Regions from separate parts of the Homo sapiens genome. Here regions 1, 2, 3, 4 and 6 are each linked to region 5. The links are chromatin contacts, found by Hi-C or POLR2A ChIA-PET in ENCODE. All regions are on one chromosome and are shown on one strand. The core of a region is the stretch at or near the end of the contact, and the rest is flanking DNA. Distances in the headings are between cores, read along the strand shown. Region 1 holds the start of POLE4 (DNA polymerase epsilon 4, accessory subunit). Region 2 holds the start of EHBP1 (EH domain binding protein 1). Region 3 holds the start of XPO1 (exportin 1). Region 4 holds the start of ALMS1 (ALMS1 centrosome and basal body associated protein). Region 5 holds the start of PPP3R1 (protein phosphatase 3 regulatory subunit B, alpha). Region 6 holds the start of C2orf74-AS1 (C2orf74 antisense RNA 1).

Region 1 (5,082 bases), core at 1,115-3,614, 6.7 Mb after region 5:
GATCTCATCAGGAAGCTCCTGATCATCAGTTTCAGGGTTTTTCTATCTATAGGGAAACTGCCTTTCCCTGGCGCTGGCTATGAGCAATTATTATTTTAGAGAGGCGGTGTGACCACTGTCTGACCATCACCTGATGATCTTCTGACATTCCTGGTGGAGCGTGGGGGCCCTATCCTGCCCTGTTCGTGTCTGACTAGCTACCCACTGTAACATCACCACTCTTCGCAGTGAGTCATGGAAACCAGAATTCCTCTTTCCCAACGCAGGTCATAGAAACTAGAATTCTCCTTCCTCCAAGCAAGTCGTAAAACCTAGAAAGGTTATTTTCTGCCTTCTCCCTTGAAGACCCTCATTCCAGAAGGGTCCTGCCCTAATACCAGAAGGAATGCTACACAGGGAGGCCAAGAAGAATATGAACAGACAGGCCTTGCTGGGTTTCCCCATTCAGTCTATTACCATTAGACTATTATCATTCCCTTTTTGTCCAATCCCATTTCTTTTTCTTTTTAAGACACAGGGTCTCTCTCTGTCGCCCAGGCTGGAGTGCAGTGGTGCAATCATTGCTCACTGTAACCTTGAACTCCTGGGCTCAAGCAACTCTCCCACCTCAGCCTCCCAAGTAGCTAGGACTATAGGATCACAATACCCAGCTAATTTGTGTGTGTGTGTGTGTGTGTGTGTGTGTGTGTGTGTGTGTGTGTAGAAATGGGGTCTCCATCTGTTGCCCAGGCTGGTCTCAAACTCCTGGGCTCAGGCGGTCCTCCTGCCTTGGCTTCCCAAAGTGTTGGGATTACAAGTGTGACCCACCGTACCAGGCCTCTAATCACATTTCTACACAGCGATCCCTTCTTCATATAACCTAAGCATAAAAATAGTTTCCTCTAGGTCTCATGGTCTGCATTTTTGGACTCTCATGTCATGTAAAACTTTGATTAGACTTGTTAGGCTTTTTGTGTGTGTTATAGGAGTGTCAGCTGTGACCCTTAAAATGGGTAAAGAAAGGTTTCACACCTTTCCACTCCTACACCAGTCAGAGTTTACTACATAATTTTGGAACTGAGTGATTTCAGATGTGTTTAATTCAGCTTCATCTTGGCTTCACCACATTCTGCCCTGTGTATGCGACTCAGTAACCACTCTGCACCTCAATTTTTTCAAATAAGGTTTGAAAAAGAAGGTTATAATATTTACCTCAATAGGGTATTGTGAAAATTACAGAAGTTATGATTTACATAAATCTAAAACACTTTGAATCATGCACATAGTAAATGTTTAAAGGTGTTCACTATTATTATGATTGACTTAGATTAAACCTATTTTAAATATTAACTGTTCCTCTACGCTATCAGACCTCCAAGTGTGGTGTGGGGATTCATGGGGGTGGGAATTTTCTGGAGACCCTTTTCAGGAGTCCATGAGGCCAAAATTATTTTCTTAATACTACTATGAGGTTGCCTTTTTCATTCACATTCTCTCAAGATGTAGTAGTTTTTTAAGAGCTACCTGAGAAGTGCTAACGTTAGCAACAGAAGCAGCTAGAGAATCCAGTTCTCACATGAAATCAGACATTAGAGACTTTTCTTACTAGATTTAAAAAAAATTACTTGTCATAAAAATGTTGTTTGTTAGCTGGTAACGCATTAGTAATTTTAAATCAATATTTTAAAACTTTAATTCTAATATAGTAAGTATTGATATAACTGACAGAAACAAAAGCTCCCTGGGCTCTTTAACAATCTTTAAGACCGTAAAGGGATCTTGAGGTCAAATTTGAGAACCAAAGCTGTGATGCAACCTCTTTTTGAACAAACGTGGATGCCTCACCACCACAATTTCATCTTTTCTAGCCTCCATGACTTTTTCTTGTTTCCTCTGGCTGGGCTGAATTTCTTCATTTCTGCCTGCCAAAAGCCCTACCCCTCCTTCAAGAGCATCTATAACTGGTTATCCTTGAATTTGGTCCAGATTTCGCTGCCTCCTTGGCACCCTCTTCCACGATGCTGGGCCCTCCAGGGCCGGGCCTCCCTCGGACACGTGCCCTCGTTAGCCTTGGAATATGCACACTCTGTTTTGACGGAGACTCTCTTGCGAGCCTGGTCTAGATTTCTCCCCTCACCAGCCAGGCACAGGCACCAATGGGAGGTGCCTGGGCTCCACAGGCCCGTCGGGGCCAGAGGGTCGCCGGTAGCGTCAACCAAGTGCACGACAGCCCACGGGTGGCTAGGCGCGTGGGAAGAGCCGGAGCCCGACCCCCGCCCACCCGGTTTCCTGGCAGCGCACTGCCGCGTAGGGGCGGAGCCGCGCGCCTACACAGGGTGTGGCCTCCAGCCCGCGCGGGAAAGGGCCTGCGCCGCATGCGCGCGCACAGTCGGCGGCCGCGCGCAGCACGCTCAAGGCCGGGATGGCGGCGGCGGCGGCGGCAGGAAGCGGGACGCCCCGAGAGGAGGAGGGACCTGCTGGGGAGGCAGCGGCCTCGCAGCCCCAGGCCCCAACGAGTGTGCCTGGGGCTCGTCTCTCGAGGTTGCCTCTGGCGCGAGTGAAGGCCTTGGTGAAGGCAGATCCCGACGTGACGCTAGCGGGACAGGAAGCCATCTTCATTCTGGCACGAGCCGCGGTGCGCCTGCAGCGCGAGGGCATGCGGGAGTGGGGGAGGTGGAGTGTGGGGCGGGGCCTCGGGGCCTCCCGCGGGCGGGGCTTAGGGCGGCGTGGCCCGGGTTTTGAGATGTGGGCGTGGACCCGGAAGGCGGAGGAAAGGGGCCGGGGACCTGTGCGAGTTTTGTTAACACTCCTCCCTCTTGTTGAGGACCTGGATAGTGAGTGACTTTAATTTGTATCTCCAGGGCCTCGTACAGAACTTGTAGGAGTCTTTAGTGAATGAGGGAGAATACTGGGAAGAGGGTAGCGGAATGGATCTTCATGAAGTCCAGGACAATCTTAGCTTCCAGAACATTTTCTTGCCCCGAGCCTTTCTTCTCCCTTTCTGCCCCCACCCACAAACCGGAGCCCTCACCTCCTCAGTGTGTTAGAACCCATTACTAAAACTTTGCTTTTTTACTTCACAGGAACTGTTTGTGGAGACCATTGCAAAAGATGCCTACTGTTGCGCTCAGCAGGGAAAAAGGAAAACCCTTCAGAGGAGAGACTTGGGTAGAGTGGCACTGCAGTGTCTGGGGACAGACAAGGGAGGGCTGGGCTGGTTTCCCCTTGTGCAGGTTGAGAAGACGTCACTCTGATCTGAGAGGTGCCACAGCGTCTCTCCCCAGGATGGTTTCTGTTGGCCACAGTGCCAGGAAGCCCTACCTGTAGAGGCTGTCTGCTTGGGGTGGCGGGGCAGTGTGTGAAGGTGTCTGGGGTTGCCGTAGCGGACTGGATCCCTTCATACCTTCTGCCAAATTGCACCAGAAAAAGATATTTCTTTTTCACCTAGCAACTGGGGATTTGATTTCTGACTCTTGTCTGGCTGGGAACCCTCACCTGGGTAAGATTTCGTATACCGTATTCTCATGCGCCCTGCGTCTATTGCCACGTTCTTCTCTGACAACTTTAAGAGCAAAGCGAATAAATAATTTAGGGGTAATTTAGGAGGCCCCCAACCCCCGCGTTGAATGGTATTTGCCTATGCTTTTCTTAACTCTTCTAGGGAGACAGCTAATATATATAAGAGTTGCTGGTAGAGTAGATATGGATCTCAAGGCAGCAAGGGACGCATCTTATAAATGCCCTCATTTGCCCAAAGCCTCATGCCCTTCACTGCAGATTGTGCTGTTTTCTGACTGAGGTCAGCATGGCTGAAGTTAGTCAGGTGTCTCTTTTCCTTGTGTTTCAGATAATGCAATAGAAGCTGTGGATGAATTTGCTTTTCTGGAAGGTGAGTTCCCTCTCAGTGGGCAATCATTTCCGCCTGTCTTTTGCATGTTGATGTGAAATTCAAAATCTCATAAAACGGATGCCTGCTTCTTGTTTGTGTAGGGATAATTCTCCGCACTTGCTATTAGGATAGAAAAAAGTAACTTGCTAAACCTAGTGAGGTTCAGTTTTCTCCCTTGGGGAATTAAAATTTCTACCTGAAAATTGCTAACCATAAAGAAATAGGAGGGAATATAAAGATCCCAGTGGAGTTAGATGAATTCGAAAGTTCGATTCCTACTTTGATCGCCATCCCTAAATGTCAGGCTTGCCCCCCCTCATCATGTTACAGATCAGAAACAATTGTTAACATTTAAAGGGTCACCGCTTGTTCTTTTTTCTTCAACAATCTGTGTGAAGTGATTATTTTGCTGCAATAAGACTTGTACTTGTCTGTATTTTTAGGAGTCATGGATTAACTTGTGTACTAACTAAATTTTGTCATTAAAAAAGAAAATATTTGAAATACCTAATTTTAGCTACCTAGCCTCAGAGCGATTTCTGCTACTTAATTCTTCAGTCTGATCAGCTTACTCTTCACTACACGTATGTAGTCATGTGCTGCGTAATAACTTTTTGGTCAGCCATGGACTGCTCACATGAGGGTGGTCCCATCAGATTATAATGGAGCTGAAAAATTCCTTTTGCCCAGTGAGGTAGTGGTCATAACATCCTAATGAAATACATTACCTTTTCTATGTTTAGATTTGTTTAAATACACTTATCCTCATGTTACAGTTGCCTACAGTATTCAGTACAGTAACATGCTGTTCAGGTTTGTAACCTGACAACAATAGGTATACCCTGTAGACTAAGTGTGTAGTAGGCTATACCATCTAGCTTTGTGTAAGTACCCTCTATGGTGTTCACACAGTGGTGAAATCGCCTGAAGATGTGATGCATTTCTCAGGATGTATCCTTGTTGTTGAGCGACACATGTATTTTGATTGAATAGCTTAGCAAAAGCCATGTATCCTTATTCTCCCAGGGTGTTCTCATTACCTCCTTCAAGCCTTATTACCTTTAGAAATATCTTGATTTATTCCACTCTTTTTTACTCCTTTGTTCTGCATCTCCCTGTCAACCTAGGCCCCTGGTCCTTTTGATAGATATTTTTTAAATGTCTTATTAGATAGATAGACTACCATGGCCAACTCTATGTCTAGACTATTGAGC
Region 2 (4,488 bases), core at 1,583-4,082, 5.5 Mb before region 5:
GGTAGGCATGATTATGTTTTACAGGATCATGCTTTAAGAAGCTGGGACTCAGAGAGGTTAAGTAACTCGTGTTACTTTCTTGTGTACACACCGAACATGTTCCTGAAAGTCTTTAAGAACAGGGACTGTAACTTTTATGTACTATTGGTAATATTTAATATGATCAGGCTGGAAGCAGTGGCTCATGCCTGCAATCCCAGCACTTTGGAAGGCTGAGGCAGGCAGATCACTTGACCTCAGGAGTTCAGCCTGGGCAACGTGGTGAAACCCTGTCTCTACAAAAAGTATGAAAAATTAGCCTATCAGTTAATAGACTTGCTCCTTAAAAAAAAAAAAATTAGCCAGTCGTGGTAGCATGCGACTGTAGTCCCAGCTACTCGGGAGGTTGAGGTGGGAGGACTGCTTGAGCCTGGGAGGGTGAGGCTGCACTCCAGCCTGAGTGACAGAGAGAAACCCCGTCTCAAGAAAAAAAAAAGATTAATACTCGGTATTCAATAACTATCAGCAAAGCAGGCCAAAAGAGCTGAACATATTCTATATTTAATATTCTTCAATAAATTTAGTTAGTATACAGGTTGTTTTTTAAAATGTTATAGGGGGAAGAAGTAGCTGCTCTGTAGGGCCTCCAGGAGACAGCCTATGAACATGAGGTCAGTGGCAGAACAGGGTCAAGAGCTGTTCTTAATTCCTTCACTCATTTAGTAAACGATTCTAACTTTGATCTCTTCTTAGCTACCTTGGTGTCTAGAAGGAAAAATAAGAGTTTACATCCAAGACAAATATTTCCCCTAAAAAGAAGAGCTGTCATAAGAAACTATCAGTCTCTTGAAATTTTCCACAACTTGAGGAAGATTCCCTAGGGATCCTACTCCTTTATTTTTTTTTAAGACACCATTTAAAACTTATTACTTTTAAGGGAATTTCTTTACAATAAAGTCAGTCTCTCTATTTTTTCTCTCTTCCCCCTCTCCCTTTGGAGTAAGGGAAGCATGTTAAAAGAAACCAGAATGACCACATAAGAAAGTTTGAGAACTTCCAGAGAACAGTAATAAATAGGGTGCAAAAACCTTCTGATCATCATGTGGATTGTTTCTGAAGGGTAACTTGGATGAAAATAATTTATGACCATTTCTACAAATAAGCCATTAAAAAACTCCACACACTTAAAGCCTACTAAAGATGCAGAATATATTATTATATGAGATCATAATGGCTGTAGGTTGTAGTGACTTCGTAAACCACTCAGGAAGGACATCAGAGAACTCTTAATAGAAAATAAGAATCAATATGATTATTACGATTATCTTAACATTTTAGAATTGACTAGCAAAATAAGCGATAACTATGCTGTTTTCTGTAAAATGCACACTGTGCTCTTGTATTATTAGATCATTTTCTTTATTGAAAGTGGAAATTGAATTAGATACTGGATTCAAGCCTTATATCTGTCTCCCCATCTCTCTTGATTCTTCAACATGTCTCTCCACTTTGTCTTGGCCCCCAATGTCTACAGATGGACTCAATTCTCACCCATCACTGCTCTCTCTTCCTGTCCCTGAAAGAATCCTCCCTAGACCCTAACACCTTTCAAGCTACTTTGTCCATGCACCCTGCTTTCCAACCTTCGTAAGATTGAATGATCCTTGTTTCCAGAACCCATCCCGCTTGCTTTCTTTTTATGTTAGCTTGCCTCTCTTTTTTTTCCAAACTGTCTGCCCATAGCTTGCTGATGCGCCTACTTCTCTGATTATTCCTTCTCGGTCTCTTTCCCATTTTACTCTGTTTATTCCTTAGATGCTAGGATTCCCCTGAAGTTTCATTCTTTGTCCTCTTTCTCCACACCAGGGGTCTGTGAACCACCTAAAACTGAAAACAATTTTTTGTGTTTTGAGACAGAACACTTTTTCCCCCTTGAGAAAGTATCTGTAGCTTTCATATTCTCAAAAGGGCCCTTGGCTCTTTTAACAAGATTGAGTGTCCCTGCCCTCACTCTGCCTCCTCCTTTTTGCCTTTGACCACCCTTTTTATATGCTAGCTGTTCCCAAATCCATCTACAGTTCTCACTAGGGGCAAAAGAGTCCGACAGCGAAGAGGAAACCAAGATTCAAAGAAATGTTGAAGACTCCGAACAATAAGAAATTGTACTGTACACATTTTGTGTCTAGCTCAGCTGATTCAATCCCACTGAAGACCAGTTGACTCTATGTTGGGCGGGGAGCGGCCGGGGTGTCGGGGGGTGCCTGACAGGGTCATTACTTCAGGTTGTCAGGTAAGATCCCAGGAGGAACTGGTGAAATAAAGGCTATGCGCAAAAACCCTAGTTGCCAGTGGCGGAGGAGAGGGCGCGCCCAGGTCCTGGCGGAGATGAGAACAGGAGAGAAACCCACAGGCAGCTGCACTGCCCACAGCTGCAGCGAAGCCAATCTCTAGGTCTGCAATCACCCTTAGGGGCCAGAAACCCAGCCCCGCACCAGCGGCGCCTTTGACGGACAGCCACCTTCTGCAATCACCTTGCAGTTCACTATAAACACTCCCTATTCCTCCCGCCTATCGCTTCCCTCTCCAAGCCAATCAGAAGAACGGGCGGGATCGTCCTTAGTCGGTTCCTTCTTTTTTTTTTTAAAAAAAAGGTAGCCTGTGCGTCGCATTCCGGCTTCGGGGAAAAACCACCTCCCGAGCAAGGGCAAGGCGGAGCCCCTGTGATGGGCAGGCAGTTCTACCAATGAGGTGCCCCAGCCGCTGTAAGACCCGGCCGCCGAGGTGGGCGGGGCACGCGCGGGGCCTGGCCAATGGCGGCGGGGCGGTGGAGGTTGAGCTGCCGTGGGTAGGGTTAGTGTGAGAGGTGCGGCGGGGGAGGTAATGATGATGGTGGCGGAGGAGAAAGGCGGGGGAGGGGGTGCTGGGCGCTGAGCGGTGGCTCTGGCAGGGCTTGGTAGGGTGGGGGACGGTCGCGGGGCGATCTGTCAGGGAGGGGGTGGGCGTGAGGGGCGCCGTCCGCCTGAGGGGCTGCAGATCCCGGCTACCGCGAGCGCCGTGGCTGGCTTGGCTGTTCCATGTGGCTCCGGCGGGGATGGAGGACTCGGTGGCGGCGGCGGCTGCTGCTGCGGCGGCGACGGAGGAGCGGCTATGAGAAGGGAACGGGGCCAGACTCAGCCCGACAGCGGGATTAGAGGTGTGAGGAGGGGGCGGGAGTGGACGAGCGGCGGGGCCGGGGCTCGGGGTCCGGGCTGGGGTCTTCTGGTATCGCCTGGGTGACAGGGACCGCGGACGAGCCACCGCCTGTCTCCGCTGGGGGGCAGGGGTCTGGGCTCCGTGCGTGAGGAGACTGGGCTCCGGCGGACTGTTTCCCTGAGGATGGGGGAGGGAGGCACCGCACCCTGCACAGTCCACTTGCCCCGCTGGTCATTGCTTCACCCCCAGGCAGGAGTTTCCATTTCCCTCCGGTTGGCAGCGAAGGAGCCCAAGTGGCCTGGAGCCGGGACATTGCCCTCTCTCTGCCTGGAGATTTCCCTCCACTCCTCGTTCCCCATCCATTTCCTCCCTCCGACTGAAAAATAGCATTCCTCCTGGCTCCCTAATTTGTTCCAAGCACATATTGTCGGACTTGAGGCTATTAATTATCGACTGAAAAACAAAGTTTATTAAAAAATACTCCACTTCTCCCTCTTTCTGGCGGTGGACATTAAACAGCATCCCTAGACTTTCCCGCTCTGCTCGCCCTTCAGTGATGCTAACAGGGGGAGGTAGGGCCCCGAGTTACCGTCTCTCTGGATTGTTGTTGGTGCTGACTACCTGATGTGTCGCTCCACGTCTTCGGTGTGAATTGTAATTTCTTCCTTGGTGTCTTGCATCCTTGATGTTACTGGCTTTTGAGGTCAGTGTTTTGTTTCATTGTTTAAAAGACATGCAGAGAACTGGGATGGTCTTTTGCAGCGTTATTTAACATGGGTGGTTAGTCATTTCTCATGATTCTCTCCTCATATTCTTTCTCTTTTTGTCTTTGTTTTGCTTTTCAGCCCTCCAGAATACCCATCATATAGCCCCTGAGGTGGCATGGTGATGTCTCCATGAGGGAACCCCTTCCCACTCATCCTGTCACGTATATCATAGTGTTCTTGACTGGGCCATTCATCTAAGATGGGATTTACCCTGTGAAACAGGGAGAAGACTTATGGACCCCAAGCATCATTTCGAGTTGTAGTTGAGTTTTTAAAAGACATACATGCAAAGTTCCTTTGCTTTGGACCCTCTGCATTATTAAAGCTGCTGTATTGCTAACCCAGAACTGCTCCAGTGTCTTGACTGATCATCATGGCTTCAGTTTGGAAGAGACTGCAGCGTGTGGGAAAACATGCATCCAAGTTCCAGTTTGTGGCCTCCTACCAGGAGCTCATGGTTGAGTGTACGAAGAAATGGTAAGATGTACCTGGAGGTAGATTTTGCTGTGCTGTGGCCTAAGCATACTGTGGCCTAAACTCTGGGTCTTCT
Region 3 (4,476 bases), core at 1,156-3,655, 6.7 Mb before region 5:
TCCATGTATCAAAAGTTTTCAAATATTTCGGTTAAATATTGAACAAACTTTTCACCTATTTACTACCATAGTTGAATGCTAAAACAAAAAAGGATTAAGAAAATGACTCTTACAAGTTTCATTTTCAAATACACTGTTCTTATAAAATTCTCCGAACTAGACTGATGTGAAAAACGAGATTTAGAATAGAAGGATTTAAATACAGTAGTTTGCCATCCTTAGAACTAGCGGCTATCTTCGAAATCACCTACCTATTCCTGAACTGTACATAGTACAGAAATGGCGGCTTTGTGGTCAATGCCAAGCACATTTAGTCCCCCAAATCAAACCGCTTCCAAAACATTCTTTCCACTAACAGCAGTGTCCCACACTTAAGATATACAATCAGACAGCAAACAAGCCATAGTGCGAGAGGTGTAACCACGAACGCTCATTCCCATTGGGCTCTTCAATCCTAAAATCCACTCACTGGATAACATACACTAGGGATTATCCAGCTTAATGGATAATGTGACTCTACAAGTGACACCCAATGCCAATTCCTAAACAAAACCCAGAAAATCATAACCGTTGCTTAATAACTTCACACTAGGTGAAAAACAAGTCGCTACAAGGCGAAAGACTGCTCCTTAGGTTGTGTGGGCAATCGCCCGCTTCATTCAGGAAAAACACACCTCATTAGGGCCCGCCCTCCCCTCGCTTCCCACCCGAACCGATTTGCAGCCCTTCTAACTATAGCACACAGGAGCACGCACTCACCCCGCCCTTACTCGGAGGAGGCATTTAGACCAGGCGCCTTAAGTTCACCGCCCCTTTCTCTATGCAGCATGGCCTCGGCGTGATCAGAGGAGGTCCGGGCTGAGCCAGTACTGAATGCTTCCTCTACTACACCACTTCCTCCCACCCAACCCAAACTCACAGACATCGGAATGAAGGAGAATCAGGGCATCCTCCACTGTACAAGGCCAACAGTAAATGGTTTAACCAACTTATCACATTCAAACCCCTGAAAAGGAACTACAAGACGGAATCCCATGTGCAGGCCCCTGAAAAACTGATCTTTCCTACTTCACATGCCACTCTGCAAAACCGGAGAGCTTTCGAGTTTCCTTGCTGGAGGAACAGGGAGTCGGCAGCCCCTCCCTCCCCCATCCCAAGCTCTCCACCGAGGGGGCCACGTGATGCAGGCGGACGTTTCAATGCTGCTGCACTAAATATTTCTGGAAACTTCCACTCCTAATAATTTACAGAGATGTTCCTGAAATCACCCCAACTTCTCCCCAGCCCCAGGGGCTGGGGAACCCCTCCCACCCCGCGCGGGGCCCCGCTTCACTATCACACTCCTCGCCTTCCTCCACCGCCACCCGCACACGCGAATGACCCAGCAAGCGCTCCCCTCCCGAGGCCGCCTCCCCGCCTCCATCCCCCAGCGGCAAAAGCGGCTCCATTCAATCGCAGGCTCCGCTGTGGGCCCGCCGCGCCCCCGGCCCGCCCGCCGCCTCCCGGGCTCGCTTCCCGCGGCCGCCGCCGCCGCGCCCCACGCCGGCCTCCTCCCGCCCGCCCGGCCGCGCCGCCGCCCGACCCTCGGCCCCGAAGACACAGTCGACTTACCCAGAGATTGAACCAACTGCTCCTTCCTTCCTCGTTGGGGGATTAGGGCGAGGGAAGGTGGGGAGGGGGGAGAGGGGACGAATCAAGGTGGGTTTCAGTTTTCCCACCTCAAAAAAGGAAATTAAAAAAACGGACAGGAAAAGGGCAAAAAGAGCTCAATAATATTTACTATTTCAGGGACGCTTCCCCCAACACACACACACACACACACACACACACACACCCGCCCCCCCCCAAAAGGGGAATTAATCTGGGGAATAAATGCTCCCGCCCGGCTGGGGAGTGAGGGAAGGGGGAGGGAACGGGGTCAAGTCCCAAAGATTCAGCCCCAGGGGGACCCTCCAGCCACAGGCAGCAGCAGAAGCGGCAGGAGTAGGGGGTGTAGAGTCCACACGGCCGGGGAGACGCTCTGCTGCCAGTTGCAGTCCGACTCCCCCCTACCAAAACACGGCTCCCTCTCTCACGCGGCTCCGGCGCTGGCCCCCCCCCCCCCAAGGCTCGCCTAAACTTTCCCCCCTTCTCTTGTTCCTCAGCGACTGGTGGTTCCCCCCTCCCCCTCTGGGTGGTTGCACGGACTGCAGCAGCAAAGACTGGAACAGGCACCGCCGCCGGGGCTGTAGCTACTGTTGCTCTTGCTGATGCTGTAGCTCCCGCTGCTCCTGCCGCGGCCGCTGCAGCCGCTTCTCCCCCTCCTCCTAGTGCCTCAAACTCGGAACCGGTTGAAACCGGTTCAGACTGGGAGATTCCATCTCGGTTGAGTTTTCAGCCCATGGCGCCGCGGAGCGTTTGGAACCTGGGCCTCCGCCCCCAGCCCGCCCTCCTATTGGTCAGTTCCAGCTACAGCCGCGCCATGAGCCTATCTCTCATTGGCCCGAGCGCCAGTCAATCCCGCCTCACGGCTCCACACGAGCCCGCCGCTTCGGCCCCTACCTCTTTTCAGCAGCGATTTGCCCGCAGAGTGGGGGAGGGGAAGTGGGGAGGGTCGAAAGGCAAGAGGAGAGGGGTGGAGGAGGAGGAGGTGGGACGAAGAGCAGGGATGAGTAGAAAAGAGAGCGAAGGAAAGCCGCGTGGAGGATTCGTTCGAACGAGCTGTCAATCAAGAGCAGCCCGCCCTCGAGCTCTCGACTTCCCTTCCCCCTGCGGCCCTCTCCCTCCCGGTGCCTAGTTCGCAGGCCCGGCCTTTCTCGCCCGCTCATTGGCTGGGCCTCTTCGGTGACGGAGAGGGTGGGGCGCAGCTCGTGAGCTGGTGGCGGCGCGAGTTTGATCGGGGCGCGCGGCAGCGTTCTCTTTGCTTCCCCCGGACTCGGCCGGCCCGCCCCCACCGGCTCCCGCCAACCTGCGGGGGCCTGAGCCCGCGGGAATCAGGATCCGCCCTTCGGATGGGGGCTGCGTTCGGAAAAGGGAGGGCACACCCAGTTTTGAACTCTGGAAGGGGTGGAGAAAAGAGGGAAAAAGAACGCTTCCGAGGCCAATTTTAGGCCCCAGACCTCTCTAATCCATTTTAGAGGCCTGGTTTTGGGGCCAGGTAGCTGAGAGAGGGGTTGGGGTGAGGCGCAGGGCGTGCATTCTTGGCGCCTCGTGATCTTCTCAGGGTGTCGGAAAAGATATCGAAATACTTCTTGGGAAAGTCTCCTTAAAATTTCAACTCTGTCTCTCCAGGCTGGAATTTGGCTGCTTCAACAAGCAACCTTTCCTGAAAACCAAAACATTGTAATCCCAAGTGATTGGTTTGACAGCGCATGTTTTGGCTGGCTGAGCTTGCATGCCAACTGCGTCCCACCTGGTGCCCTTGATCTGCAACACTCAGATTTTCCTTTTACCCTAGCTGCACTTCACGTACTAAATCATCATCAAATAGTATTTTCTGTGAAAGTCACATGCACGTTGCCTTTCACGTGGTTGCCTCTCGTTTGTTCCCAAGCGTCCTCCAAATCAGCTTTACAGATTGTTCTTTGCTTAAGAGCAAATAGCCCACCAAAATTTACTAGGCCCTTTGTGCCACCAAGAGGTAGATAAATGATTTATTGAATTAATAACAATTTTCTTTAGCAAATGTTCATCCACGATGGACTATGGCTAACCTCAAAGCACCACTTATTCTAACTCCCCCTCCAATAAAGAAAAACGCAACAACTCAATGTTTAGATGTACCAGAATTATTTTGGATGATTTTCAGACCTAAGTTTTTATTCATTACATAAATGAATAATATCAAGCCATTTTATATACATATATAATACATATATAATGTACTATGTATGATATATGATGTGCAGTGGGCCCTCTGTATCCTGGGTTCCCCATCCTCAGTTTCAACCAGCCCTGGGTGGAAAACATTAAAAAACAACAACAACAATAAAAATAATACAAAATAAAACGCAATGCAGTATATTTACATAGCATTTACATTGTATAAGGCATTATAAGCAATGTAGAGATGATTTAAAGTTTACATCGTATAAGGTATTATAAGCAATCTAGAGATGAAAGTAACGGGAAGTTTACAAATACAGTATATGCAAATACAGTAAATCCTCACTTAACATGGTCATGGAGAGGATCTTGGAAACTGCGACTTTAAACACAAGGATAGGCCAGGCATGGTGGTTCATGCCTTTAATCCCAGCACTTTGGGAGGCCGAGGCAGGCAGATCACTTGAGGTCAGGAGTTCGAGACCAGCCTGGCCACATGGTGAAACCCCTCTCTACTGAAGATACAAAAATTAACCTGGCGTGGTGGTGGGCACTTGTAATCCCAGCTACTCGGGAGGCTAAGCGGGGAGAATGGCTGGAACCCGGGAGGCAGAGGCTGCAGTGAGCGGAGATCACGCTACTGCAGTCCAGCCTGGGCAACAGAACGGGACT
Region 4 (5,024 bases), core at 2,048-4,547, 5.1 Mb after region 5:
GTTCTCCCAAGTAGTCTGTGATTGTGTGCTTGCTTCATTTTGTTGGTTTCTGGGTGTTCTTTTCAAAGAAACACAGTCTACTGGAGGGGTGGTAATTTTAAGCACTGGAGGGTCTCTAACAATTAGCTTCAATATAAAGGGTAAGTTAGTGGGCAAGCCAGATGTTCCCATAAATAAGTAGTACCCTAGGGGAGTACAGACTGCATTGGGAGGATAAGGGCTATTTAGCACATCAGGGACAAGCCAACTTTCTTTCCCTCAGGATAAGCAGATTTCTTGGATGAAGTTAAACAGGTTTCTCCAAAGCAGGCTGGAATGTTTTGGAAGAGAATGACCTGAGTAGTGTATAAAGAATAGCCCCAATATTAGTTTCTATTCCTGAAGGGCTAGGTTTTTCTCATAGGATTGTAATGACTTCAGGGAAACATTCTGTTGAAGTGTAGGTCAAGGTCCAATTTTTAGAAGACTGAGGTTTGGGATGAACTTTGTGGGGAATGCTTAAGTACCAGAAGTGACCTACAGAAGAAAATCTACTTGATGAAGTCTATGAAAGCACAGTTATTAAATTTTGTCAACAATTCCTTAAAAGCAGTAGCTACGGTTTGAGAAAAACACTCCAGAAAGTGTCTCTTTTCTTTTCTTTTTTTCCTTCCCTTTCCTTTCTCTTTCCCTTTCCCCTTTCCCCTCCTTTCCTTTCCTTTCTCTTTCTCTCTTCTCCCTTTCTCTCTTTCTTTTTTAGATTGGGTTTCACTTTGTTGCCCATTGGCACGATCACAGCTCACTGCAGTCTTGGACTCCTGAGCTTCAAGGACCCTCTTGCCTCAGCCTCCTGAGTAGCTGGGACTCCAGATACGTGCCACCATGCCCAGCTAATTTTTTATTGTTTTTAGAGATGGGGGTCTTGCTACATTGCCTACGTTAGTTAGACTCCTGGTCTCAAGTGATCTTCCCACCTTGGCTTTCTAAAGTGCTGGAATTACAGGTATGACCCACTGCACCTGGCCAAATAATGTTTACTTTAAGTAGTAGAACATAGGGAGTCAAAAGTAACAGGATGAAGATAAGGGTTATCTCCCCGAGAAATCAATTTGTTAGTTAATCAAGGGTGTCAAAATGCAATAAGCAAGATTAGTGGTAGGGTAAGAGATGCCAAGGAATCAGAAATTAATCTTGTCCTGTTGTCTTGGGTATAAACTGCCCATTTCTGCAGTAAGCAGCTTCTGGGGAAGTCCCAGGAATCTTCAGTTTGAGGTCTTCCAATAGTATGGGATGTCCGGTAGCCAGGAGAAAATGATGCATGTCTTTTTAGTTGTGTAATATGAATCCAGGGATCAATGTCTTCTAGTTTTACTCCTGGGTCAGTTGTTGATAGTACCTGACATTTTTTTTTCTTGCATTGAGGCTCAAGGGAAATTGTTTTCTAATGCTTTTTCAGAAGACCAAATCTCTAACTTCAGAAGCTGCTTAGGTGGGTGCTTTGAGAATGCAGCTTCCATCTGTTGTTGATAAAGCAGGAGTTAATCTTAGAAGTCTCCTGCAGCAATTAGTGATAACAGCTTATATTAGTAGCATCTAGTATTGGAAGTAATTCACAAATACATGAGGAAGCCTGTTATTAACTCAGAAGGAGATAACTTATGGGCCTTAGAATGGACTGACCTTATTGCCATCAAGGCAAATAGAAGTACTTTGGGCTTTGGAAGTTAGATGGAAGTTAGAGAACTTTGAAAGCTATTTTTTAGAATTCTATTAGTTCTCTTTATCTTTCCTGAAATTTGTGGATGCAAAAAGATAGCGGAGTTTCTAAAAAGGTAAAGCTTTACAGTTATTTAATATCAGTGAAATGTGTGTCCTCTTACTGGAGATAAACATTGAGATTTCACATTCAGGAATACAAAATTAATAAATTCTTTTCTACTATTACAGTAATAGGTCTCCGGCAAGGAGAACCCCTAAACCCCTTAAGAATAAATAACCCTAATGTACTCATAGTCCATTTAGAGGTGTTCAACAGAACTCCAAGACTGGGCTCCAGTTCATGTTCTACCCTTAAAGTTTTGCCAGGATTGGGTCATTGACAGGTAGGCAGGACATACATCCTTGGCAATAACCCTAAAATTGCCCCACCAACATTGGTTCAGCATCATTATCAATGTATCTCTACTATTGTGGGTAATACCATGAAGACTTTTTGCTGGACTCCACTTTAATTATGGCTATTTCCTTTGGTAACAGTGAAGCATCTCAAGATTATAATTATTATTTAAAATTTTAATTTAAAAATTTTCCCCATAGGTTATTGGGGGTACAGGTGGTGTCTGGTTACATGGCATCTTAAGATACTTTAATTTGCCATTCATTTCGTAGAGGTTCCTGAAGCGGTCAGGAAATCTTTGTTTTTAAAGCACTCCAAAGTCATTGACGAACCACCAAAACATATGTACTATCAGTATAAATATTTGCTCTGTTATCCTTTAACAGCTGGTTGGTCTAGGCCAGGGCAATTCCTACACTAACAGAGGACCTGGGATGGCATACTGAGTCAGCCACTTACTAGGTAAGAAACTTTGGGCAAATTAATTTTTTTAGCCTCAGATTCTTCATACATGAAATAGTAATACTTGTCTCACAGAACCGTGAGCATCTAATGAGTTATTGTACAATAACCAACCTATCACTAAGTCCTTCACATTGATTATTTCCTTTAATTATCACACCCATCCTATGCGATGGCCTATTATCATCGTTTTATAAACACAAAGTCACACCACTTTAAGTGGTGATGCCAGGATTCAAACTCCGATCTTTCTGATGCCAGTGCCCAGTTCTTAATCCCTCTAACAACCCGTGACACTTTTCCACGGTTAGGTTCAAGCGCCCACCATACAGCTTGACACTTTAGGAGATACTCAACCTTTAAAACTTTATAATTTGCATGTGTGATTATAACGGGTACGTCCTAGAGTTTGATCTCTTCTCTGTGCAGGGGCGAAACTCGACCCCAGCCGAGAACTACACTGTCCTTGCGCGGGGCCCTCTGCGCCCCGGAAGGCGCCCAGTCCCGGTTTATTGTGAGCTTACAGTACAGTTCGCAAGGTCCCGGCCGGTGACGGCGGCGAGGCGGCAACGTCGCCTGTAGCAAACCTCCGCCCTAAGGCGTTCCCGCCGGGCCTCGCGCGGCGTCCCTAGCAACGCGCGCGCGGTCTTCCGGCCCCGCCCAGGCGGGCGGCACTGCGCCTAAGCTGGGCCACAACCGCCAGTCAGGGCTCTCCCCTTCCCCTCCCTCCCCCCCTCCTCCTCCTCCTCTGCCGCCCAGAGCGAGACACCAACATGGAGCCCGAGGATCTGCCATGGCCGGGCGAGCTGGAGGAGGAGGAGGAGGAGGAGGAGGAGGAGGAGGAGGAAGAGGAGGAGGCTGCAGCGGCGGCGGCGGCGAACGTGGACGACGTAGTGGTCGTGGAGGAGGTGGAGGAAGAGGCGGGGCGGGAGTTGGACTCCGACTCTCACTACGGGCCCCAGCATCTGGAAAGTATAGACGACGAGGAGGACGAGGAGGCCAAGGCCTGGCTGCAGGCGCACCCCGGCAGGATTTTGCCTCCGCTGTCGCCCCCGCAGCACCGCTACTCGGAGGGCGAGCGGACCTCCCTGGAGAAGGTGAGGCGGGCCGGGGAGGGGTGTGGAGCCGCGGCGAGTTGGGGGTGGAGGCTGGGCCCCGAGCGCTCCGCCCGCCCGCAGGTCACGCCGCCTGACGGAGAAAACGCGCGCAGCTGAGGCTAGTAGGCGGCCCAGACTCCAGCCCAGGTGCCGGCCGGCTGCTCCGCGTCTCCCAGGCTTTGTGGCAAAGACTTCTCGTTTCCTCCCCCTCGGTGGGTCCTGGGCCTTTTGAACTCCCGTAGACGTTCAGGGGAGCCTGCATTCCCCGTGAGAAACGCTGAGAGAGGACCACGGGTGTGTCGAGCCTTGAAGGAGGGAAAAGGCGGTGTAGGACCGGAGCGAGTGGTTGCCTGGGGAGCATCTTGTTGGGGAGACAGTGAACAGATGAGCTTGACTGAATTGCAGGACTCCCCTGAGGGAGTAATGTGGATAATGTACACCGCGCGATCACTTAGTCTGGAGAGGCTCCCCGCGGGTTTTCCTCCCCTGGACCATCATTTGTAGCAATAAAGGGGTTCCCCAGCCGATAGGAGGGGCTTGGAATGCAGGAGGCTTGTGATGCGGCTCCAAACAGTCTGCAAAACTACAAAGCACAGATAATACACAATGGAGAAAGCCGATTTCATGGTAGACCCCCGAAGATCATTTTGAAAATAACTCTCCATTTAATTTGCTGCCCTTACCCCCCTTTTTTTAACTTACTGCTTTTCGAGGAGCAAGACCTGCCCTGCTCAGTACAGTAGCCACTGGCCACGTGTGGCTTTTTACATCTTAAAGAGAAAACTATTATAGTTTTGAGTAAGAGTTAAAAATAAATTAAATGAAAAATTCCATGCGTCTGTTCTTACCGGTTTTCAAGTGCTCAGCAGCCACACTAGGCTAGTGGCTACCATGTTGGACAGAGCAGATAATGGAACAGTTCCATCATCACAGACAGTGAAGGTGTAGAGTTTTGTCACTAATGAGCAGTAGTTGTTGTTTTGTCTGGTGAATATTCCAGGGGGTACTTAATTCATTGAACATGTATTATTAGAATTCACCATGTGCCACACATTGTGCTGGGTGCTAAGGAAAGCTTGGTGAACCCAAACATTTTTGGTCTCTGCCTTCCTTGTGTTCATGGTCTAGACAGGGAGGCAGACAGATTTCAGATGATCACATAAAGTGAAACTAATATATGTGCTAATATTCTATGAAAGCATAAAGTAAGATAATCTGGCCTTGTCAGTGAAGTTGGGAAAGCCTTCTTGAGGAGGTTATGATAGAGCTGATATCTGAAGACAGTTTAAGGTTAATCAGGCAAAGGGGAGGGAAAGAGCCGTCTAGCTGAGGGAAAAACACATGAAAAGGTACTGTTGATGAGAGAGAGC
Region 5 (4,740 bases), core at 1,668-4,167:
GAGCTCACTATTTACAAGATTTTTTTTTTTAACATATAACCTTCATTCTCCCTGGACGCTTAACAATTTAAAACTCAAATAAGGGTGAAGGGAGGGAAAGACTTTAACTTTCAGGAAAAAAAAAAATAAACTACGTTTAAGGCACCAACTAAAATTAATACCTGTCAGAAAAGATCCTTGAGAGTACATTTAAATCTTATAAGCCTTTTTACTTTCCATACTTGAATTAACTAGTGATATTTCATACTGTAAATGCTGTTGACAGAATGTAAATAATAAGAGTTCTAAGAGAGATTTTCCAAAGGGTGTGAAAGTTTTCAGAATTGTATGTTCAATTAACCAGAAAAATTAACCAGATCACTCCAAAGCCTGATTTATTTGGGTTAATCGACATCCCATATGGCAAAGTTGAGTTATGGGTATGGTCTTGATACTTTCAAACCAGTACTGTATTCAGCAGACCAAAATAACCCTAAAGTTGGAAAGCCACTGCCAACATTATGTAGGTCCTGAAATGGTATTGGGAGGATGAAAGAGGAAAAAAAAAAACCCAACAGTTGAATTAGGAAATAAATACTGAAAAGGGAGCTGGGAAGAAAAGGAACATAATGACCTGGCAGGAAACAACATCGTCTGATACACCGTAAAATATTTTAAAAGACAAGAAAACAGAGTTAACAGGAAAATAAGAAATTGAAGAGCTAAAAGAGAACTTCCCAGTTTCAGTCTGTTGTTCAAAAAACAGAGGACGGGGTGCACCGCAAGAGAGTTACTATTTGGAAACCATACCACTTCGCTGTATAATATATAAACAACAAAAGGCTAGATCATTGTTCCTCAAATGTGCTGTTTATAAAGCTAAGTAAAAACATTCCCTGCAATGAACAAAGATCTTCAAGATCCTGACCTTCAAGTAAAGCATGTGCATAAGGAAATTCTATTAAAGCACTGAAATGCAATTCTTCACTTCAAAAGACTATGCCAACAAAAAGATTATATGATGAATGGCTATGATCTTCCTAAATTGTTTTGTGACTTTCAGGTGCCAAAGTTGCCTCTCTGAGCTGCCTCGCAAGTTGGCAAGGAAAAACTTTCTCTACACATCAAAATCGGCAATCATTTAAGTCTGCTCTTAATCTGGGTTTTAAGTGCACCAGTAAGCACTTACTCATTTGCCCTATATTTTAAATAAAAGCTGACTTACCTGAATATTCTAATTTCACGTTCTTCCCTTAAAATCGATTTCACCAAATCGATTTTAAGTTGTAAGCAACAGCATTCCTCCCTTCAGTAATCCACCACGTACACTGAAGCACTTAAATTCTACATACAGGGTGGGATACCATACAGTGGAAAAGATGCGAGAAATTACCCACCGTCAACCAGTTTAAGTCTTCTGACAACTGTTCAAAGACTTTTAGAGAAAGCCTAATAACTGAATCGCATGATGGAGTATCTGATATACGCGGAATAGCACTCTGAACTTTCTCTACTGTGTATACAACTCTTGATTACAAAGAGGAAACTAACGACTAGGGCTTCCCCGAGCGAGAGAACCGGTAAGGTAACAGGCTAAAAGGGCGTCGTTGATTTCTTGGCTGCAGCGACAGAGGCGGGAGACACACCCCTAGCGTCGGTCTGAAACACTACAGCAGCGAATTCTACCTAGGGATTAATGTGAGGGTAAGGAAAGACAAATTAAAATCGCCATGATTCAAAAACAACCACTCCAAGAGAGAGACACAAGAAGGTACCAAAGAAAATGAAAAAACCCTTGGTAGTAACGGAAGCATGAAAAATTAAGCGCCCCCATTTCTCCCAAACCAAGTTCGCGTATGTTTTCGTGAACAAACACCTTGGATCTTTCCGGTTCGCCAGGGCAGCGAGCAAAGCAGCAGCGAACGGAAACCCCGCAGGGCTGCGCACCGCAGCTAAACCGACGCTCGCAGGAGAGGGGAAGTGAGTGGCAGGGTTCCCTGCCAAGACTCACTGCTGGGAAACAGGCAGTGAGTGGAAGCAGCAGCAGCTCTGGAGAGTAAGTGGGTCTTATGTAAAGTGCCATTTGCCACATATTGTTATTTCCAAAGGATTTCAGAATACCCTCGAACTCGAAAAACAGAGTGAGTGTGGAGGGGAGGGGGGTGCTCCACGTGGAGGAGGGTCGCGAGAAGGAGAGTGCGCCGGGCTGATGGTCAGCGGTGCCCGCGGGGGTCGATGCCGGGCGGGACCGGCGGCGCGGGGGTGGGGCGACGGCGGGGCGGCGGCCGAGCAGCAGAGGGGCGCCCCGCAGAGGCCGGGGGCGGGCGCGGGGGCCCCGCCGCCGTCCTGTCAGCAGCCGCCCCGCCGCCCTCTCCGGCTCGCCCGCAACCGCCGCGGGACCCGCCGGGCCCGGGTCTCTGGAATTTTCCACGGGGGACAGCCGACCGGGGGCGTCGGGGCTCGCCCCCGCACCCGACCCGGACGGCGGCAGTAGGGGGAGGGATGGTGCATCGAGGAAGCCAAGGTCTCACCATTTTGCTCGGCGGGTCGGCGGCTCGCTGGCTCGCTGGCTCGGAGAAGTGTTGCGCTCAGGCTGGCTCGCAGGAAACGGCGGCGGCGGCCCAGCTGCGGCCCTCGGGTCGCCGGCGGGGAGGGGGCGCGCGTGGGGGAGGGGAGGCGGCGCCGCGGGGCCCGCGCCGGCCGGGCGATTGGGCACGCGAGGGAGCGGGCAGGGTAGGGGGAAATAAATTAAGGTCGAGATTCAGAGCCGGAGAGCGCGGGAGGAGCAGCGGCGAGAGGCAGGAGAGGCAGAGAAGAAGAAAGGAGGGGGAGAGGGGGCGAAGACGGCCGGGAAACTCGGGGGCTGCAGCCTCGCGCTCGCGCCGGAGCCGTGACGGACTCACTGCAGCGGCTCGCGCTGACCCGCAACCTCAAGGCACGAAAAAAGGGGAGGGCGGAGAGGGAGGGGAAAGCGGAGTGCTGCAGCGCGCGGGGCGGGGGCGGGGCTTCCGCGAGCGCCGCACATCCGGGAACCTGCGCGCCCCGCTGGGCGGCGAGTGCCGCGGCGCTCTGGCGAGCTCTGGTTGGGGAACGCTGAGCGCGCGGACCACGTTCGCCCCTCAGCCGGCCGCCCCTTGCGTGCAGGGTGGGGGGAGGCCAGGGGCGGGGGCGCGGACGTCGGTGACGTCGCGTGGCGGAGCCCTTCCGGTCATGTGGCTGGAGGCGGGCGGGGAAGAAGGCAAGGCTGGGAGGGGAAGGAGGAAATGCGAGGGTTCCCCGGCGGGAGGAAGCGCGAGGGGTGCGCGAGTGCTAGCGAAAGGGGGACAGGGGCCCTGGAGTGGAAGCCTTGCGGGAGAGGAGGAGCAGAGGAGCAGTCTTAGGGTGTCAGAACCACCCGGATGCCGCACCAAAAAACAGGAAAAATCCAAGTCCTGCGAGAGGCAGTCAAAGGTATCTGTGCATCCGTGTACCGACTTGGATCCACTACAGAATTGCACGGCCCATCAGGACTGCTGTCACCCCGGTGCAGCACCCGCAGGCCCATCTGTAATATGAATTGGCAGAGTCAGGAACCAGGTTGCAAAGACAGAGAAGCGAGCCAAAGCTGGCCGCAGCCCGAGGCGTGGGGAGAACCTGGGCAAACGAGGAGAAGGGATACTTCCCACTCGCAGAAAGACTTTCCACCCAGCTCTGCATTCCCATAAACCGTCCAGACTCCCCTTTGGCGGAGTCCATCAGTTTTTGTTTAAAAAAAGAAAAAAACTCGAATGTAGATTGCCCGCTTATCCTTTTAGTAGAGCTATATCCACTCCTGTGGCAATTATCTTCCCAGAAAATTCAGATTACAATAGGAAATTACATCCAGAAAAGCATAAGGAGGAAATTTATGTTCGAGAGAAGAAATAAAGCTGTCAGGAGAGGTGTGATGAGGATAACGAAGAAAACATTTTGCAACTATTTTAACCAGTTATTCCTTTACAAGCCTTGATAATCGCCCGCACTCGTGTGTGTTTGAGAGTGTGTGTGTGTGTGTGTGTGTGTGTGAGAGAGAGAGAGAGGATGTTTTCTGAGTGATCGGAAACTCCTTATTGATAAAGCCTTTGAGTCATTTTATAAAAAGCCATTGTGTTGTTTTTTTTTAAAAAAGTCTTAATGATCCTTACATGAGAACTTTATTCTTTTTATGTGCTAATTATTTTTCCATATGATGAGCATGCATTTTTTTCTAATAAACGCTCAGCGATTTGCCCTAGGACTAAATGGTTCCTGTCTCTCTTTCTCTCTGTCTTTCTCTCTCTGTCAATCCCCCCCTCCCCGCCCCTCCATCCCTCCCCTTCCCCCTTCAGGAGCTACTTTGCTTCTGTGTCAGGATGAATAAGGAAAAGAACTTAGACATAACAAGCTGTGTCACACAGTGAATGTATCAAGGAAAGGCCAAGAAGGGACACTTTCTTCCACAAGTTTCTTGATTTAAATATGTTGCTATTTGATACTAACATATTACAGAACAAGAAAAAGTCCCTAGGGTATATGTGTAACGTTTTCTAGGTATACTATTTAAAATTAGTTTTTTATCATAAAAAGACGTGCTTTTTAAGAAAAAGTACTGTATGCAAAATTCTTCCTCTCTCCACTTACCAGAGGTAATCATGCTAACTGCATTTGTTTGTGTCCCTTGGACATTTTCAGTGAAAATCAAATTATTTTAACTAAGGGGTATGCACTAAGAAGGAATTCGAGCTATTTGGAATACAGTGGATT
Region 6 (4,740 bases), core at 1,933-4,432, 7.1 Mb before region 5:
TCATCCACAAAATACGCTCACGAGTGGAGGTATTTTCTCCATTTGCCTACCGGAGCTACCACGTTCCAACATTATTTTGCGTCTTCCTATTGCAGGCTGACCCTTTGGACTCATCTCCTCCCATGGCTTCTGGGACTTGGCTGAACCACTTGTCCCTCTTGTCGCCAGCTGATCCCCACCAGCAGACATAAGCATTTAAAGGGAAAAGGCAAAAACTCCCTTCATCCATGTACCTATCTCATTACTGTCCAATTGTCTTACCTGTCCTTGCCCAACATTCTGAAAGCACAGTCTCCACCCTCTCACCTCCCATTCACCCGTTACCCGTGACCCAGCTTCTGCCCCATCGTTCACTGAAACTGCTCTCTGCAAAAGGCTCAAGTACCTTCTGTGTTGTTACACCCAATACATATCTTTATATACCTTTATCATCCGACTCATACTTTTCCACACTTGATGACGGCCACTGCTTCTACCGTGCACCCTGGCTCCCTGATTAAATGCCTTTGTGGTTGCCTTCCTCCTCCTTAGTCGCTCTTTGCAGGCCCCCTCTTCCCTGCCTACCTCTTACCTGCTGATTTTTCCCAGAGTTATAGCCCAAGCCTCATTCCAGCCTCTTTCCATTCTAGCCTCTGAGGGTGCGGCTACTAACCAACCTGCAAGTCCCAGTTGCTGAACAAAACGTATTTCTCTGCTGCACCCCAGTGTCTGACGCATTTACATTCCACTTCTGAACACCTCTCATCCCTGAATATTTGTCACCCCTTCTCCACCCTGAGAAGTCCCCCTCCTTCCAGTTTCCATCTTACCCTGGTCCATTGTCCAAAAGTCCGTAAGAATGATTTTTTTTTTTTTTTTTTGAGACGGAGTCTCCCTCTGTGGCCCAGGCTGGAGCGCAGTGGCGTGATCTCGGCTCAATGGAAGCTCCGCCTCCCGGGTTCACGCCATTCTCCTGCCTCAGCCTCCCGAGTAGCTGGGACTACAAGCGCCCGCCACCACGCCCAGCTAGTTTTTTTTTTTGTATTTTTAGTAGAGACGGGGTTTCACCGTGTTAGCCATGATAGTCTCGATCTCCTGACCTCGTGATGCGCCCGCCTCGGCCTCCCAAAGTGTTGGGATTACAGGCGTGAGCCACCGCGCCCGGCCAAGACTGATTGTTCTAGAACACATCTGATCGTGTCATTTCTCCATTTAGGTTGCCTCAGTGGTTGCCCATTGCCTGTATGGCCAAGTGCAAGCTCCTTAGCAGCGGAAATGAGGCTTCTTAAGATCAGGCAACCCCACCACGCTGCTCCTTCATGTGACTCTGTTATAGCTGCTTTAGTGAAGTGTGAAAGGTGAAATCAAAACGTCTTTTTGTTTTGAGGTCAAAACGCCTTTAAGCAGTGTGTTTACATGACTGTTGTAGCTTTCTGGAAGATAATGTTGGAAGGTGGTAGCTCCGGTAGGCAAATGGAGAAAATGTCTCCACTCGTGAGTGTATTTCGTGGATGACCGCAGGCAAAGGACAGGTCGGCACAGGGGAAGAGAACAGTCAGATGCTTCCACCTTTTCACTGTTCTACCCATTTCTGTGCTAACTACCCATGTAGTTAGCAGAGAACACCCCAGTAACATTGTCCAAATAGTTCGTGCAAAGTTTTAGCTAGAAGCCGAAAATTCGTGAAAGGAATCATTAATACTCCATGATAAAGTGCATCAGTTTGCAGTAACATGCGTTTGCAATCACATTCTTTCGTTCTCTCTAAAGGATTATTACGTGAATAAAATGGAAATACTCCCGCAGTAACATGGGACTAGTTGGAAAGGTGCCGGGAAGGGGGGAGGGCGAGAGACTGCGTCGCGGAAAAAACCGCAGCGCGGCAACTGGGCGCGGACTCGCTCTTAGGCGAAATCCGCAAACGGTGTGACGTGTGCGCGCTGTGGCCCCAAAGGCCGGTCTTACAGCGACCTGGGCGTTCGAGGTCGTGTCCTCGAGAGCTATAGGGAGCCTGCCGAGGCCACCTGACGGCGGTGTCGCGTCTACACTGCCGGTTGGACTCTCAGGCACCCGCTACTCAGCGCCCTGCTTCCCGGCGCCGGGAATCACGAGCCCGCCAGCACCGCGGGACTTGCAGCGCCCTCCGCCCTTCGCAGGCGGCCCAGACAGCCCCGTCCCGCCCTAGCGTTAGGAGACGCGCAGCGGAACCCCGGCGGCCCCAGCCCCTCCCCGCCCGCGCGTCCCCGCGTCCCCGCGTCCCCGCGCGACCCGCCTCCCAGATCCCGGCTGGGGCTCCCGGGCGCGCCGCGGCAGGGCGGGGCGGGGCCGGGGGCGGGGCCTTCTGGCAGTTTCTGGGAGCTGCGAACGCGCCGCCCCGGGGCTCGGCGGCCGGAAACGCTGGCTTCGGAGCCTTAGGCGCCGCGGCCTTTCCTTGTTTTCCGCCCAGTCCACGCCGCCATGGCCAAGTGGGGCCAGGGGAACCCCCACTGGATCGTGGAGGAGCGGGAGGACGGGACCAACGTGAACAACTGGCGCTGGCGCGGCTGGCGGCGGCCTCCTTCCGGGATCTGGGGAGGGCCGGGCCGCGGGAGCCGGGGCTGCCCTGGGGTCTGTGCGGGGCCGCGGGGCCAGGGGGTCAGGGGGCCGCCCCCCCTCAGCTGCTGGACGCAGGGCTCGGCCTTCGCCTCTCGGCTCGGGAGAGTCCTTGAGTACGGAGACCGGCTAGGAGGGTTGCAGCTGCCTCTTTTTGAAAGTTGGGTTGGGCCCCAAGAGTGACTTCCGACAGACCTTTCCACTCCCACCGTCTGTGGCCTGAGGGCCTTCCCTTCTCCTCCCGCCCACCCCTCTGGATGTTTCGGGGAGTTAGAAGGGAGCTGGATTGAGAGACTGTGTTAGGGGCGGGGGTATGGAACGTAGTGGAAAGGGCAGAAATTTGGATCTCAGTTCGCGCCCACCCCGCAGGCGCCTCCCGCGAGCCGGGCCCTCTGTGAGTGAGACAAGCTCCCCTTCCTTTACGCGCCTCACCTGGCGCGTGGGGAGAGGTCGGCAGCCCTCCGCCGCAGAACCTCCGGAAGGGATGTCCTCTGCCCTGCGCCTCTGGCCGGGGCTGTGGTCCCTCCAGGCCGTCGAGGGGATGCTGAGGCCGGTCCCCAGAGGAGCATGACTTGGCTGGTCCGGAGGAGCTCTGAGGGCATGGGCAATCTTGGCTCGCTGCAACCTCAGCTTCCAGAGTTCAAGCGAGTCTCCTGCTTCAGCCTCATGAGTAGCTGGGACTACAGATGCGTGCCACTACGTCCGTCTGATGTTTGTATTTTTAGTAGAGACAGGGTTTCACCATGTTGGTCAGGCTGCTCTCGAACTCCAGATCTCGTGATCCGCCCGCCTGGGCCTACTAAAGTGCTGGGATTACAGGCGTGAGCTAGATCTGACTTTCTAGTGTCCTAGCCTTGGCCCGATGGACATGTCATTTCTCTCAGCTCGTTTCTGTCCCCTAAAGTGAGAATATTGCCTGGGAAGATTACATTAGACGATGTATATGCGAAGACACTTGATAGCTGGTATTGTCATGATTCTGATTAGTTCACTACTGCTACTTTCCCTGTGGCCTAGGCTTTGCCTATTTCCAGTGGGCGAGCTAGCTAGATCCTCCTCCCTTAAATAAGCCAGTGTTTTTAAGACAGAATACTACTTGCATAGTGGACAATAATATCTTAAAGAACTGAGCAGGATGAAAAGAATTTGATAGAAAGCAGGTTTGAGGAGCACATTGGAGGTTGGCAGGTTTCGAGGCTGCTTGAGAGGACTTGGGCCGATCTGGGCTGGGCTTGGACGTGACCCTGGCACCCAGGCAGGTGGATCCCAGCTGGGGCTTCCATTCACGACTTTCTGGTCCCTGGCAGGACAGAGCGGGATGCCACCAGCTTGTCCAAAGGGAAGTTCCAGGAGCTCCTGGTGGGCATCGTTGTGGAGAATGACGCTGGCCGCGGCGAGATCAACGAGTTGAAGCAGGTGGAAGGGGAGGCTTCGTGCAGCAGCCGCAAAGGAAAGCTGATTTTCTTCTATGAGTGGAACATCAAACTGGGCTGGAAAGGTAACAGGGGCCTCAGGGTACTAGTGGGGCTGGGGACAAAGTGCGTTCATCATTCAGCGAATGTTTTTACAGCCCCTGCTATGGGCCTGGCACACTGACTGGCTCCTGAATCAGCGTTGGTAGATCCTGACACTCTGGCCACACTTGAGTTCCATGGGCCAAGAAGGATGGGGATTTCCCTTCTCGCAGCACTCGCAGCTGCTTAGAGCTCATTGCTGTCAGCTGGGCCCTCTTCTACCAGGCCCTTGTGAACAGGAGTCTCCCGGCATTGCTGCCTGGAGCACTCTTCCCCCAGGTAGCTGCCTGCCTCCTTCAGGTCTTTGTCCTGAGTAAAGCCATCTCTGTGCATCCTTGGAGACTCCTGCCTTGTGCCATCTTTCTTCCCTACTTTATTTTTCCCCAAGGCACTGAAACTTGCTTTACAAAACTATTTTGCTTACTGTCCTGCTCCCTCTTTCTGTCATTCAGTAGGGTAGGGATTTCTTTTAAAAACGGCTTTTTTGAGACATAATTCACTCATTTAGTGTGTATAATTTATTGGTTTTCGGTATAGTCACAGAGTTGTGCAGCCATCACTACAATCAATTTAGGAACATTTCACCACCCCAAAACAAAACCCTGGACCCATGAGCAGTCACTCTTGTTGCCCTCCTCTTCCCCAGTCCCTGGTG

The links. A loop is a pair of places that touch in the nucleus more often than their neighbours do. ChIA-PET counts read pairs that join two places held with the same protein, here RNA polymerase II (POLR2A). Pooled maps may share reads with other maps.
Region 1: a loop to region 5 is called in a map of CD4-positive, alpha-beta T cell, with 10 times the contacts of the local background. The contact joins the promoter of POLE4 here to the promoter of PPP3R1 in region 5. A Hi-C loop is called at or near these places in 2 of 168 maps with a recorded cell type or tissue (CD4-positive, alpha-beta T cell and naive thymus-derived CD4-positive, alpha-beta T cell) and 7 of 50 pooled maps.
Region 2: a loop to region 5 is called in a map of B cell, with 13 times the contacts of the local background. The contact joins the promoter of EHBP1 here to the promoter of PPP3R1 in region 5. A Hi-C loop is called at or near these places in 2 of 168 maps with a recorded cell type or tissue (B cell and naive thymus-derived CD4-positive, alpha-beta T cell) and 7 of 50 pooled maps.
Region 3: a map of CD8-positive, alpha-beta T cell shows a loop between it and region 5 (20-fold over the local background). The contact joins the promoter of XPO1 here to the promoter of PPP3R1 in region 5. A Hi-C loop is called at or near these places in 2 of 168 maps with a recorded cell type or tissue (CD8-positive, alpha-beta T cell and naive thymus-derived CD4-positive, alpha-beta T cell) and 12 of 50 pooled maps.
Region 4: a map of CD8-positive, alpha-beta T cell shows a loop between it and region 5 (18-fold over the local background). The contact joins the promoter of ALMS1 here to the promoter of PPP3R1 in region 5. A Hi-C loop is called at or near these places in 2 of 168 maps with a recorded cell type or tissue (CD8-positive, alpha-beta T cell and naive thymus-derived CD4-positive, alpha-beta T cell) and 5 of 50 pooled maps.
Region 6: a map of naive thymus-derived CD4-positive, alpha-beta T cell shows a loop between it and region 5 (18-fold over the local background). The contact joins the promoter of C2orf74-AS1 here to the promoter of PPP3R1 in region 5. A Hi-C loop is called at or near these places in 1 of 168 maps with a recorded cell type or tissue (naive thymus-derived CD4-positive, alpha-beta T cell) and 8 of 50 pooled maps. POLR2A ChIA-PET finds 5 or more read pairs at or near these places in 1 of 52 experiments (naive thymus-derived CD8-positive, alpha-beta T cell).

What each region holds. Positions count from the first base shown.
Region 1 is chr2:74,956,279-74,961,360 of GRCh38, forward strand. POLE4 (DNA polymerase epsilon 4, accessory subunit) reads left to right here and starts at 2,365. Exons shown (of 4, transcript NM_019896.4): 1 at 2,365-2,614; 2 at 3,063-3,147; 3 at 3,827-3,868. The coding sequence starts at 2,402. LOC105374809 (a long non-coding RNA gene) reads right to left here and starts at 2,601. Exons shown (of 5, transcript NR_187884.1): 1 at 2,454-2,601. RefSeq lists enhancers at 1,951-2,451, 2,452-2,952 and silencers at 2,244-2,503, 2,574-2,813.
Region 2 is chr2:62,702,881-62,707,368 of GRCh38, forward strand. It overlaps EHBP1 (EH domain binding protein 1), which reads left to right and starts at 2,833. Exons shown (of 23, transcript NM_001142616.3): 1 at 2,833-3,172; 2 at 4,017-4,415. The coding sequence starts at 4,312. RefSeq lists an enhancer at 2,540-2,679 and silencers at 2,710-2,969, 3,090-3,169.
Region 3 is chr2:61,535,951-61,540,426 of GRCh38, forward strand. It overlaps XPO1 (exportin 1), which reads right to left and starts at 2,406. Exons shown (of 25, transcript NM_003400.4): 1 at 1,612-2,406. RefSeq lists enhancers at 197-256, 977-1,036, 2,131-2,390, 2,959-3,748 and a silencer at 2,881-3,020.
Region 4 is chr2:73,382,539-73,387,562 of GRCh38, forward strand. It overlaps ALMS1 (ALMS1 centrosome and basal body associated protein), which reads left to right and starts at 3,298. Exons shown (of 23, transcript NM_001378454.1): 1 at 3,298-3,654. The coding sequence starts at 3,331. LOC105374804 (a long non-coding RNA gene) reads right to left here and starts at 3,143. Exons shown (of 4, transcript XR_007087053.1): 1 at 2,915-3,143. RefSeq lists enhancers at 3,057-3,806, 3,847-4,086 and silencers at 3,057-3,456, 3,617-3,786.
Region 5 is chr2:68,249,615-68,254,354 of GRCh38, forward strand. PPP3R1 (protein phosphatase 3 regulatory subunit B, alpha) reads right to left here and starts at 2,918. Exons shown (of 6, transcript NM_000945.4): 1 at 2,511-2,918. The coding sequence starts at 2,513. PPP3R1-AS1 (PPP3R1 and CNRIP1 antisense RNA 1) reads left to right here and starts at 1,989. Exons shown (of 2, transcript XR_001739527.2): 1 at 1,989-2,120. RefSeq lists silencers at 2,238-2,347, 2,528-2,577, 2,838-3,277 and an enhancer at 3,368-4,037.
Region 6 is chr2:61,175,103-61,179,842 of GRCh38, forward strand. C2orf74-AS1 (C2orf74 antisense RNA 1) reads right to left here and starts at 3,183. Exons shown (of 2, transcript NR_183879.1): 1 at 3,004-3,183. It also overlaps the pseudogene AHSA2P. RefSeq lists a silencer at 2,089-2,638.